Linked DNA regions of Mus musculus: region 1 is linked to region 2. The links are chromatin contacts, found by POLR2A ChIA-PET in ENCODE. All regions are on one chromosome and are shown on one strand. The core of a region is the stretch at or near the end of the contact, and the rest is flanking DNA. Distances in the headings are between cores, read along the strand shown.

Evidence for each region. ChIA-PET counts read pairs that join two places held with the same protein, here RNA polymerase II (POLR2A).
Region 1: POLR2A ChIA-PET joins it to region 2 with 11 read pairs in embryonic stem cell. The contact joins the promoter of Myo1c here to the promoter of Pitpna in region 2. POLR2A ChIA-PET finds 5 or more read pairs at or near these places in 2 of 5 experiments (Patski and embryonic stem cell).

The regions. Positions count from the first base shown.
Region 1 is chr11:75,652,906-75,658,608 of GRCm38, reverse strand. It overlaps Myo1c (myosin IC), which reads right to left and starts at 2,594. Exons shown (of 32, transcript NM_001080775.1): 1 at 2,408-2,594; 2 at 962-1,117; 3 at 741-856; 4 at 59-257. The coding sequence starts at 2,425.
Region 2 is chr11:75,585,463-75,591,061 of GRCm38, reverse strand. It overlaps Pitpna (phosphatidylinositol transfer protein, alpha), which reads right to left and starts at 2,983. Exons shown (of 12, transcript NM_008850.2): 1 at 2,710-2,983. The coding sequence starts at 2,729. 4931413K12Rik (RIKEN cDNA 4931413K12 gene) reads left to right here. Exons shown (of 2, transcript NR_166698.1): 2 at 354-1,038.

The sequences.
Region 1 (5,703 bases), core at 1,345-3,844, 68 kb before region 2:
GAGGGAAGCCTGGCATTGTCTTGTCTACCCCTCTCCTCAGATGCTGCAGTCTCCTCACCTCTAACACGGGGTTGCTCTGCAACAGGCGGTCTCGCACTGCGCCACCCCGTTCAGGGGCTGGGCAGGTCTCTGCATAGAACTGGAGCAGTCTCTTGGTGGCCTCTGTCTTGCCTGCCCCACTCTCTCCAGAAATCATCACTGCCTGGTCCCGACGCTCAGTACGAAGTGCCCGGTATACAGTGTCAGCCACTGCAAACCTGGGGCAGAGATTTGTCAGGGAGTTCCCAGAGTGGTACCCCACCTATACCTGACGGGAACCACTCTTGTAAAATATGGGGGTTATAACCTGGAAGATGGAGAAGGGGGTGGACAGGTGGGAAGCCCTCACAGGGTACACCTGCCCAGCTGAGGATCACTCCAAGTGAGGTGCCAGCCATGGGGAAGCTGGGTACTTGAATGAGGCTGGGAGTCCTCACAGGTGGGCCATGTTAAGATAGTTAAAGGAATACTTCAGGATGGGAACTGAGCTCAGGAGCTGAGGGTCCTGGTTGGTGGACAGAACTCAGAGTTCAACTAATGAGAACTGAGGTGACCATAGGTGAACAACCATGGGATTCCTCTCAGTAGTGACCAGTGAGTCACCCAGGGGTCAGGGAATCATTTCAAAGTGGGGTTTGGATGGGGTCATCTTGCAAGAGGACAGGGTAGGTCACTCCTGGAAAGGCAAGGGAATCACTTACAAATGAGGTGGTACTTCATAGAAACTGACACCACGGTAGCGTTCCATATGCTGCCGGCTGTAGATCTGTAGGTCTCGGTAGGGATTGACAGAGACTAGGACAGGACCGATGTAGGTCTGGGGGTTGGGGGGGTGGGGGAGAAGGGTCAGAGGCTTTTCCTGAAGGTTCCTGCTGCCACCTTCCCCTAGGTCCTTGGGCCCAGCCGTGCTCATGGCACTCACATAAATGAGGTTCTCCCGGAACCGCCGCCGGAGGTTCTCAATGAAGGCAGCCTCACTGGTGAAATTCTCCAGCAGGACAAAGTCCTGCACCCCTACCCGGTCTCGGGCAGTCAAGGCGCTCTCCATGGTCACTCGAACCCCGTCACTGCCCAGGGCCTGTGAGGAACCAGCCACAAGACGCTGTCAGAGTCTGCAGGTTAAAGTCTCGTTTCCTACCCTGCCTGCAGGATGTAGAAGGCAGGGACACTTTGGACACAGGCTACAGAACATGTTCCGGACATATGGCTGGGTTGCAGGATGCTGGAATGCAGATAAGAGACCCTATGGGACATATGGACCATGCACACAGCCCATAGGAGCACAAAGGGCCCAGCAGACACTGAACGACTGCATGGAATCCAGGGCAGCGGCATTTTGAGTTGAGGAAGGTGGGACATGACAAGGAGCTCCTAGGAACGGCAGAAAGAATGCTGGTGTTGACCTTGGACAAACCTCCTCCTTTCTCAGGACTGCTTCCTCTTCAGAGAACAGGAGTGGGTTAGTTCAGGTGACCTCAAATCCCAGCTACGTGTTACAGGTGCTTTGGAGGACAAACGGTTCAGAGGGAATTCTGCAGACAGGGAGGGGCCATCTCTCCAACTCCCATCCACCCCAAATTCCCAGAAGTAGAAGTTGTTTAGGGATCAAGCCAGAGCTCACGTCCTAGGAGAGGGTTTCCCCATGGGCCACCACCTCAGCTGGACTTGATGCCCACCCCAGAAGCGGGTGGCCTGCCCTCCCTCAACTGGAGCCACTCCCTCCTCTCCAGCTGCTAGGCTTCCCCCCCCGCCCCCCCTCCTCCCGCAGCTCCTCCACCGTTGAGAAGCCTCAGGAGGTGGAGGGTTCTCCCAGGGGAAACCCAGCTGCCACCCAAGGGTGGGGCAGGTACAGGCTTAGCTAGACCCTCAAGCCGCGTCTTAAGCAGAGCTTTCCTTTCAAAGAGGGCCTGCAGATCTAGAAAATGCTGGGGTAGGGGGGTGTCAAGGAAGAGGAAGGTACTGGGAGCCGCTGTAAATTCCAGGGAGGTCACCAAGTCTCCCCTGACCCTGGTTTCTAGCCCTAGTTGCTCAGTTCTCTGCTTCTCCGTCACCCCTCAAGTCCAGGGCCTGTCTCCCTCAGACCTGCCCACCCCTGACCCACCCAGCCCGAAGCTGCTGCCAAACACCACCGCAGCCAACGCCCCCTGGTCCTCAAGTGGGAGGGGTCTTAGCCATCACCAGGGGCGACCACATGGTCCTGGGTTCGAGCGTTCTGCAGCCCTCTCCGCCTCGGCCTCCTGTTCTAGCAACTTTCAGGGACATCTTCCACCGAAATTCCTGGGCCGCGCCCGCTTCAAGGCCGGCCCTGGAGCGCCGCGGGCCACCGAGAGATACCCTGGACCCCAAACCTGCCCGCGCCCATGCTCACCGATGCCCGGTAGCGCATCCTGCCGGACCCGGCGCCCCGCTCCGCTGCCCGCGCCTCTTGGTCTGTACTCGGCCGCGGCGTAACCGAGGGAGGGGCCAGCCCGCCCCCTGCACCGCCCCTTGCAGGCCCCTTGGCTCAGGGGGCTCGGAGTCCCGACCCTAGGACCCACTGCAGCCGGCCTGGCCGGGCTGGGTGGGAGGGGGTTCGGGACCTAAGAGGGGGCGCGCGAGGGGCGGGGCCTCCTGCGTGCCGCGGGCTCCGCCTGAGTCAGGTTTTCCAGGAGGAACGTCGTTAGTTCCAGGGTGGGGCCCGGAACCCGCGCGGCCGCCGCGTCTACACAGCTCCGGAACTCACTTCCGGGCTCGTGTCTACAGCACGGGGCTGGACACCCCGCGCGAGACGAGGGCTGAAGCCCGTGGGTCACCGGGGAAGCAGGATTTCTCTCCCCACCCCCAACCTCGAGTCCCGGGAAAGTTAAAAATAGAACGAAATGTCCAAATACGGCCGGCGCCCCGGGACAGGCGGAGCCTCTGTACGGGACACTGTCCACCCCCATACACACTCCCAAAGGACTGGCTCCATTCTTTAAATCCTTAGAAAAGAAATTGTTTGAGACAGGGTCTCTTTACGGAGCCCAATCTGGCCTGGAACTCAAGATGCCTCCTGCCTCAGCCTCCTGAGTACTAAGATTACAAACTTGTGCCAAGAGAGCCAGAAGAGAAACATCTCTTGAAAGATCTCTTCCCTAGCTAAGAAACAAATCCTAGGGTCAGAGCAGGGTGCCCTTTTTGACCCAGCATGACCCCTAAAGAAGCCTGTTTGCCGAGTAGGCAGCACCCTTCTGACTTTCCTACGTGTGCAGCCAATAACCTTATGTTCCAGCCTGAATATCCTCCGGACTCAGTGCCCTGCCCCATGGGCTCCTCTCCTCTCTTCCCTTCTTTCTCTTCCCTCTGGATCTCCGCTCTTCCCTGAACACAGGCCATCAGCTGTCTTCCTTGTCTGTCCAGCACCCTCGCTGGTTCTCTGACGACATCAGCCCTTTTTAGGCCCGAGAAGAGTGTGTGAGAGGAGTGGAGTGGACTTTGGGTCAGTTGCCACCTCTTGTGGCATATGGATGTCTACGGTAAAACAAAACAACAACAACAAAACCAGCCTGGCCTTTGCTTACTAGCAGGATGATGATCATGAGTAAGTGCCTTAAGAGGCCGATTGGCTGATACTTGCCAGAATTGTTGGGTTGCCTGAAATGAAGCACTGACCAAGCCATCAACACCACTACTACCCTCTTCCTCTTTCATTCTACACGCACTGAGGGACTTGGGGGAGAGTCCAATCTTCTTGTCTAGTGAAGAAAGCGTCCGCCCCTATATCTACCATTTGCAAAGGGTTCTCAAGTGCCTTATCTATTCCTCGCCCTTTGTAAGGAACCTGAAGCATATACCGAGGGTATACACTTGGTCTAGGGAGGATAGGGGGAGTAAGAACCCAAAGCACCAAAGCGCCCCACCCCTTGGACGGGGACTCCCTGGGGAGGAGGTGAGTCTGCGACAGGTGCTGCCTTGCGGCCTCAAGGGGAAGGATGGTTCATTACTTCGTGAACAACAGCTCGAGCCACAACCCGGGGGTGGGGGTGGTGTGCGGCGCCAGCTGGGGAACGAAGCCCTTTGGAGCGGGCCAGGGGAATGGGTGCTGCAGGTGGAAGATGGGTGAAAGACAGGGCAAAGGGGAGCGCCCTTTACGATGCCCCCAGGTTTAAAAGCATAGAGAGGATACGACCTTCAGTCCACCCCAGAGCATTAGAAGACCTGAGGTGGGAGAGCTTGGAGTCCCCAGCACTAGCATGGGCTCGCTCCCCTCCCCCTACCGCGGCCTCATTGAGCTCCCTCTCCAGCCAGAGGAGTCTTGGTGGGAGGAGCGCACTGAAAGGGGAGGGGCTTCGAGGCCGCAGTGCCCGCCCTGCCCCGCCCCGTCCCGCCCCGCCGCGTCAAGCGGCTGGAATGAGGGGAATCCGCGCGTGGAGGGGTCCGACGGACTTCACCCATCCCGAGCGGCGCAGCCGCATTCCTAGGATGCCCGCTGGCGCCCCCGCAGCCACCGCCCCGCATCGGAAGGAGGGCGTGTAGCCGCCGCCCTCCGGGCCTGAGGCCAGCCACAGTCCCGGCATCTACTTCTAGCCTGCTCCACCTCTCTGGACAGGAGCGTGAGTCCAGAGAGGGGAAGTGAAGTGAGGAACCAAGGGTGTGAGGGACACCGCCATGCCAGGCGCTTCCTGTGTTCTTAGCTTATGTCACTCCCGTCAGTGCCGGACGTACCACCATGAGTTATGTTGTTATCCTATTTTAGAAGGGGGAACTGAGAGTAGGTAGGTGAGAAGCCTTGTTCGTTCAAGATTTCTAGACTTGTACGAGGAATGGAACTGAAACCCAGGACCGCTTTGAAACAACTAAGGTAGTGCTGCTCTGATCCCTCCCAACAGTTAACAGGACTGCACAGTTTTCCTCAGTGACCTAGGACAGAAACCTGTGTAGTGTGACCACTGATGTTTAGGGGTGGCAACTGGGGAACACTCGAGGACCCCACAGCATGGCCCTGGGCTTAAGGTTGGCTTCAGGCTAGAGTACACCTTAAGCCAGTGAGTGACCCAAGACTTAATCCCTAAAAGCACCGCTGGGGCTCTTCCTACCCGGATGTGTACTGGGACTATGGGGAGCGGGGCTGACAGCAGAACTGGTTCATCCAGTGGCCCTTACCCAGTGTTTTGGAGCCTGACCTCTGGTGGAAAGGCTGGAGGAACTGCTCTGGGGCGACTTTCACTGAGGCTAACAGGGAAAGCACAGTACTGCCTGCCAGGCAGGTCAGCGCTGGGCACAGGGCAGACTCTTGTCTCACTGTGGAACTCGGGCTGACCTGGAACTCAGCAGCCTCTTGCCTCAGCCTCCCTAGTGCTGAGATTACAAAAAGTACCCTATCATGCCTCGCTTAATTTAGATTATCAAATCCATTTTAGGTCTGGGCCCCGACTACCCCATTAGGGACTTTTAGAGGCTTCGGGGGGAGTGACTTGGGAGGGGATGCTCACTCTGGCTTCAGAACCATGAATCTTTGGTCTGACAGAATTCTTTTTTTTTTTTTTTTGGTGATTTTTCGAGACAGGGTTTCTCTGTATAGCTCTGGCTGTCCTGGAACTCACTTTGTAGACCAGGCTGGCTCGAACTCAGAAATCCGCCTGTCTCTGCCTCCGGAGTTCTGGGATTAAAGGCGTGCGCCACCACGCCCGGCCTGCCAGAATTCTT
Region 2 (5,599 bases), core at 1,734-4,233:
AGCGAAGATTCCCGGTTCTCAGAGTCTTGCTGGAACCTGCCCTCTGCACCCTGTATGCTTGCTTAGGAAGGCATGAGTATATATAGCATCCTTCCTATGCAGAGGTTCAAGCATGCCTTTTTGCTCCAGGCTGCATAACAGCTTGCTGGTCCCTAGTCCCACAAAGTTCTCCCAGGCAGCAAGAAAACACATAGGGAGACCTGAGGAAACATCACAGCAAATGCCAGGCATCAAGCAGAAAAGGCAGCAGGAAAATAAATAAATAAATAAATAAATCGGGCTTCAAGTCTTTACTGCCTGCTAATTTCCCTTCCTCCAGAAAGACTCAAATAACGTAAATCCTCCCATTACAGGAAAGCAACGGTACATAGAAGTACTTCCAACTTAGAGGGCAGAATTTCTGCACCCTCAGAAGAAACTTCCTAGAAAACAATACGCCTTTTATCTTCAAGAACACAGCAAAAATCACATCGAAGAATTTGCAGAACTCAAATCCGGGAAAATCCTGTTGGAGGAAGTGTCAGAAAAAGAAACAGGGACAACCTTGAGGTCCAAGCCGTCCCTTAGAACAGACTAGTTACAGTCCAGCGCCTTCAAGGATGCTCTGAGCCTGCTTCCACCTGCACACCCAGACATTTCTCCCTTGCTCCCTCGGAACAGAACCACCTCAGCAGCCACGGGGGACAATGGGAAAGGATAGGGCAGAGGCCCAGCTGGGCCAAGACTGGTGCCATGCTCACCATGACATGACCTTCACGTGTGTCCGTCTCAGGGCTGCAGTGCTGCAACCCACAGCCAAGTATCTGGATGCCCCCTCCTGCCCAGGGATGCACACACAGGGAACCCTGTCCGTCACACAGAAACACAGATGCCCGGCAGGTTCCGTATTGCCAGCACCCTTGGTCCTTTCCCTGACAGGCTTCAAGTGAGGAGAACAAAGAATGAGAAAGGAGCACCTGCCTCCCAGGCTCACTTGTCTCCTCAAAAGGCCTTTCTTTCCCCAGTTTGACCTTTACAAAACTACACATTTCTACAGACTGTAGGATTCAAGTGAGATTTTTTTTAATCTGAAAAGTGAGAAGAACTCGTTCGTTCGTTTGGAGACTATGGGTTAAAATGCAGAGCGCACCATGTTCTCCTTGGAGAACACTGGCACCCAAGCGTTCTTGCTCTTCACCACAGGAAGCTCTGGGCTCTGGCTGGATTAGCTGCTCTCAAGACTGGGGCCTCCAAATGTTCTCGAGAGTCAAGGTAGGATGACACCGGGCTCTCTTCTGTGTGCCATTCAAACTACACTGTGTCTTCAACATCTCATCACCTCCAAGGAGAAAACCCTGGGGGGGAGAGACAAAGTGCCCTCTGCACACTTGGCCATAAGAGTTTCCCAAGTTTCTCTCTACTTGGACATATCCCATTTCTGAACTTGGGTAGCTTAGGGCCCAATGCTGCCCCACTTGCCCATCCCTCTAGGAAAGCTTATCGACACCATAAAGGCTATGCACACATCCAATTTCTCCTGGAGGAGAGCAGAAAGCCCTGGGATGTCCACTCAGAACCATGATCCTCAGGAGTAGGTCATACTGTCAATCAAAATACACCCTCCGCTCCACCCCGACAGCCAGGAGCAAACAAACATCTATCTCCTTGCAAGCCCTGCCCATCCCCCATATCAACAGCTCCACACCCCCCAAAACATTTATGGGACCTCAATTCCTCCAAACAGCACCATCCAGCATCCTGTAGGCTTGGATAGCCTTGTCTTGGTCCCCACCACTTCCATTAGCAGGCACATTCATTCTTAATCATCTTCCTGGACGGTCCTGGGCCCTGCTAACTTAATGCCCTTCTCTCTTACCCACACTCCTTCACATCACTTTAGAACCTGCCCAGTATTTTCTAGACTCTTCATTCAAGTGTTGCCAAGTCCTAAGCAGGCATGCTGAACTTCTTGCAAAAGCCTCCTCTTCTGCACCTACTTGGGTACCATGCCATCCCCACCCTGTCATCCAGTCCCCTATACTCTTTTGCCCATCCCATCACCCAAGCGTGGCTTTGACTGAAGTCCTTTTTTCTGCAACCAATTATTACAATCCCTTTTCCTCTGCTGCCTCAGGCAGCCACTGTCCATGCCCCAGGTTCCGCCTCAACACCCCTCCCCACCACCTCAACTCCATTCCAAGAGCTACCTTATCTGATCTTCCCTGCCCCTTGGTACAGCTCAGCCTCAAACCCCTCCCCAGCGTCAGTCAACTCACCGGCGCTGCCTGCCCTTGTCCCACTGCTCCTTGGTCCCTTACACAACTCCTCGGTCCTTCAGGCAGTTCTGCCTGCTCCTTCATCCCACAGCGTCCACCATAGGGCCACACCACATCCAGCGCTCTCCATTCCCCATGCCCCTCCTAATGTCTCCTCTGGATCTCCCTATCCCCTTGACCCCTCCTCAGGCCCTGACCGGCCCGCACCGGTTCTCAGCCTCCTCTCCGACCTATTCGATCCCACCTCAGGTGCTGTCTGTCACCCTCTGGCCCCTTCGGGCCCCTCCGGCCCCACCTCAGGCCCCGTCCAGCCCCCGCTGTCCTCTCCGCCCCTGCTAAGCGGCCCAACAGCCCCATCCGGTGTTCTCCATCCCCCGGCAGGCGATCTGCCTTCGCCGCCGTCATCCCGACCCTCCCTTCCGCCTCGCTTCCGCACAGCCGACCCGACACTCACTACTCCTTGAGCAGCACCATGTCGCTTCGCGGCTCGGCGGCTGCCAGCTGCCAGCCCGGCCTCCCGCCCGCTACCCGGTGGCCGCTCTCCCGGTGGCCCGGCCCGGCCCCGCTGCCTGTGCGCCTTCGTCGTGGTCTGCTCTGTCCCCGCTGCTCTCGCTGCGGTCGCCGCGCGGGCTCCTGTCGCCCTGCCCTGGCCTCACCACCTCCCGCGCCTCTGCCGACGCCGCCCGGAGCTCCGGTTCCGCAGCGCCACGCGGGGGCGGGGCGTCTCTGCGGCAACCAAAGCGTCAGACGCAGCAGTGCGCGTTGACCTCACGCGGGGCGGGGCCTTCCCGGGTCCACCCCTCCACCCTTAAATGGGCCGTGGCTCCGGGTCCGTGTCAGCATCTGGGCCCAGGTCTGGTTTGGTAGTCAAGAGGTAAAGAGACATGTTTGGTATGAATACTCTTCTGCATCAGGAGCTACTGTGCCTATATGCTTGGACTTCGCTGGTGGGTGTACTGAGAGCCAAGCATGTCAAAAATAAAATGAGGGAGTTTGAGATTTAGTTCAACCACGAAGCACTTGCCTAATTTGGATTCACCAAGAAACCAAAACCAAACAAGTGTGTATATACTTCCTCTAAATACGTGACTCCACATCTCCACCAGAAAGATACTGTTACTGCCCTCGTTTACAGGCAAGAAGGCTGCATAAGTTAGATTTGCTCATCACAGTGTTTTCATGATGTAGCTGAGATTTGATTTTTTTTTTTTCTTTTTTTCAGACAGGAACTCACTATATAGCTCTGGCTGTCCTGGAACTTGCGCTGTAGACCAGGTTGGCCTCGAACTCACAAAGATCCACCTGCCTCTGGCTCCTGAGTGCTGGGTAGAGCTGAGATTCTAACATAAAATCTTAGTGTCTTCTCATCCACCCACTAACCATTGGCTGTGGGGCTGCTGTGTACCAGAGCCTGTGATATCCTGAATAGAGAGAAGAAGGCTGGCACTATCTTGCCCCTAGGGAGCTGGTAATCAAATGGAGGGGAGGCAGGTGATGGCTGGGGTAGCAGGCACTTGGAAGGAAAGGGGCTGCCAGAGCTAGTGGTACAGGCTAGCTGTCTGGGAATTCCTAGCTGTCTGGGAGCTGAGGCAGAAGGATGGAACGTTCAAAGCCTGCCTGAAAAACTTAGTAAGTTGCTGTCTCATAAAAGCTGAAGAGAGGGTTGGGATGTGGCTCGTCAGAGCACTTGCCTCGTATGCAGGAGGCCCTAGGTTCAATCCCAGAATCCCAGAAAGAGAAGAAAACGGTAGCTTGGCAGCAGGCTTTGGGGTACGGGTGGGAGGTGGAAGTTGTGTTTGATGGGATCACACTGGACAGCACCTGGTGTATGTGAGGAGTCCCTTGAGGGACGGCATCCCAGAGATCCACAAGATGCTGGGGAAGACCATGCACAGCAGAAAGGACACACGTAAGGGCCGGAGTCAGGAACAGGCTGCATTCAGGGACTTGTCCTAGTGTGGTTTTCTGTTGCTGTGATAAAGACCATGACCAAAGGTAACTTGGGGAGAAAAGGGTTTATTACGACTTTGAGACTAGAGTCCATTAGCAAGGAAAAACATTACAGGAACCCGAAGGCAGGAACTGAAGCAGAGGCTACGGAGGAAAGCTGCTGAACTGGCTTGCTCAACCTGCTTTCTTGTACAACCCAGGACCACCTGGCCAGGCACTGTACCTGCCAGGGTGAACTGAGCCCTCCCATAGCAACCGTTAATCTAAAAAAGGCCCCACAGGCTTACCTAAAGGCAAATCTGATGGGAAGGTTTTCTCAACTGAGGTTCCCTCTTCACAGATGACCCCAGCTCACGTAAAGCTGATGAAACAACTGAGGAGCTCCGGACTAGCAGAAGTAACGTAACGGGAACATTGAGTCTGGAGGCTGAAGAGCTAGGAAGGAATAGGTTCCTCCGTGGCTGATGATAGTGTGGGCTGCAGGCCAGGGGAGGGCATCCAGGGGTTTCAGGAGTGCTATGAGATGCATGAGACGGTTTCTCCCTGAATGGTGGGGTCAGGAAGGGAAGAAGAGAGGGCTGGATGGGGCCAAATGTAGGCAGGGAGACTAGGGAAGAGGTAGTGGCAGAAATCCGGGGAGCATTCAGGATAGGGGAAAAACAAAACAAAGCAAAGCAAAACAGGACTTGTTGGCCAATTGGCCAAGAGGGCAACAGGGTGAGAGCAAGGGAGGAAGAAAAGCAGGCCCGGGAGCCTGAGTGAATAGCACTCAGACACAGCAAAGTGGCTGGCAAACAGGGGTACTCACCGAGAGGGGTACCTGAAGGATACCTGGGTGCAATGTGAGAGAACTACCCGAGATAGTGGCTCAGAAAGGACTTGGGGAGTAGGAGGCCATACTGTCTGTCACCCAGCTGTGACCAGTGACCAGGACTGCTCTAAGTGTTCTATCTATTGGTCATTCATTCATCAAACTCTAGGAGAGCAAGGAGAACTACAAAAATCCAAGGCAAAGACTCTGAAAGGAAGGCAGGCTTGAAGAAGTGGGCTGGCCGCTGGTGCTCCGGCCTTGGCCCTCCAGCACAGGGCTCTCTCTCCTCCATGGTGTCAATGGATGGTTCTCTAGAAAATGCTGGCTCTCTCCAGGAAGTAACCAGATCCCGCCCTCCTGGGAACTTGCAGGCTAGTTTGGGAGACTACATTTATTCATTCATTCAATAAATATTGATTGAGCACCTGGCCCTGTCTTGGGTGCTTTTCTAGACACTTAAAACATAAGGGATGACCAAGCAAACAAGATCCCTCCCTTGCTGAATGGAGGGAAGCTCAATATAAACTTACCAAAGTGGCTTTTAGAAGAGACCAGTGTGACTTTGGAAGCTGAATTGGTTGAA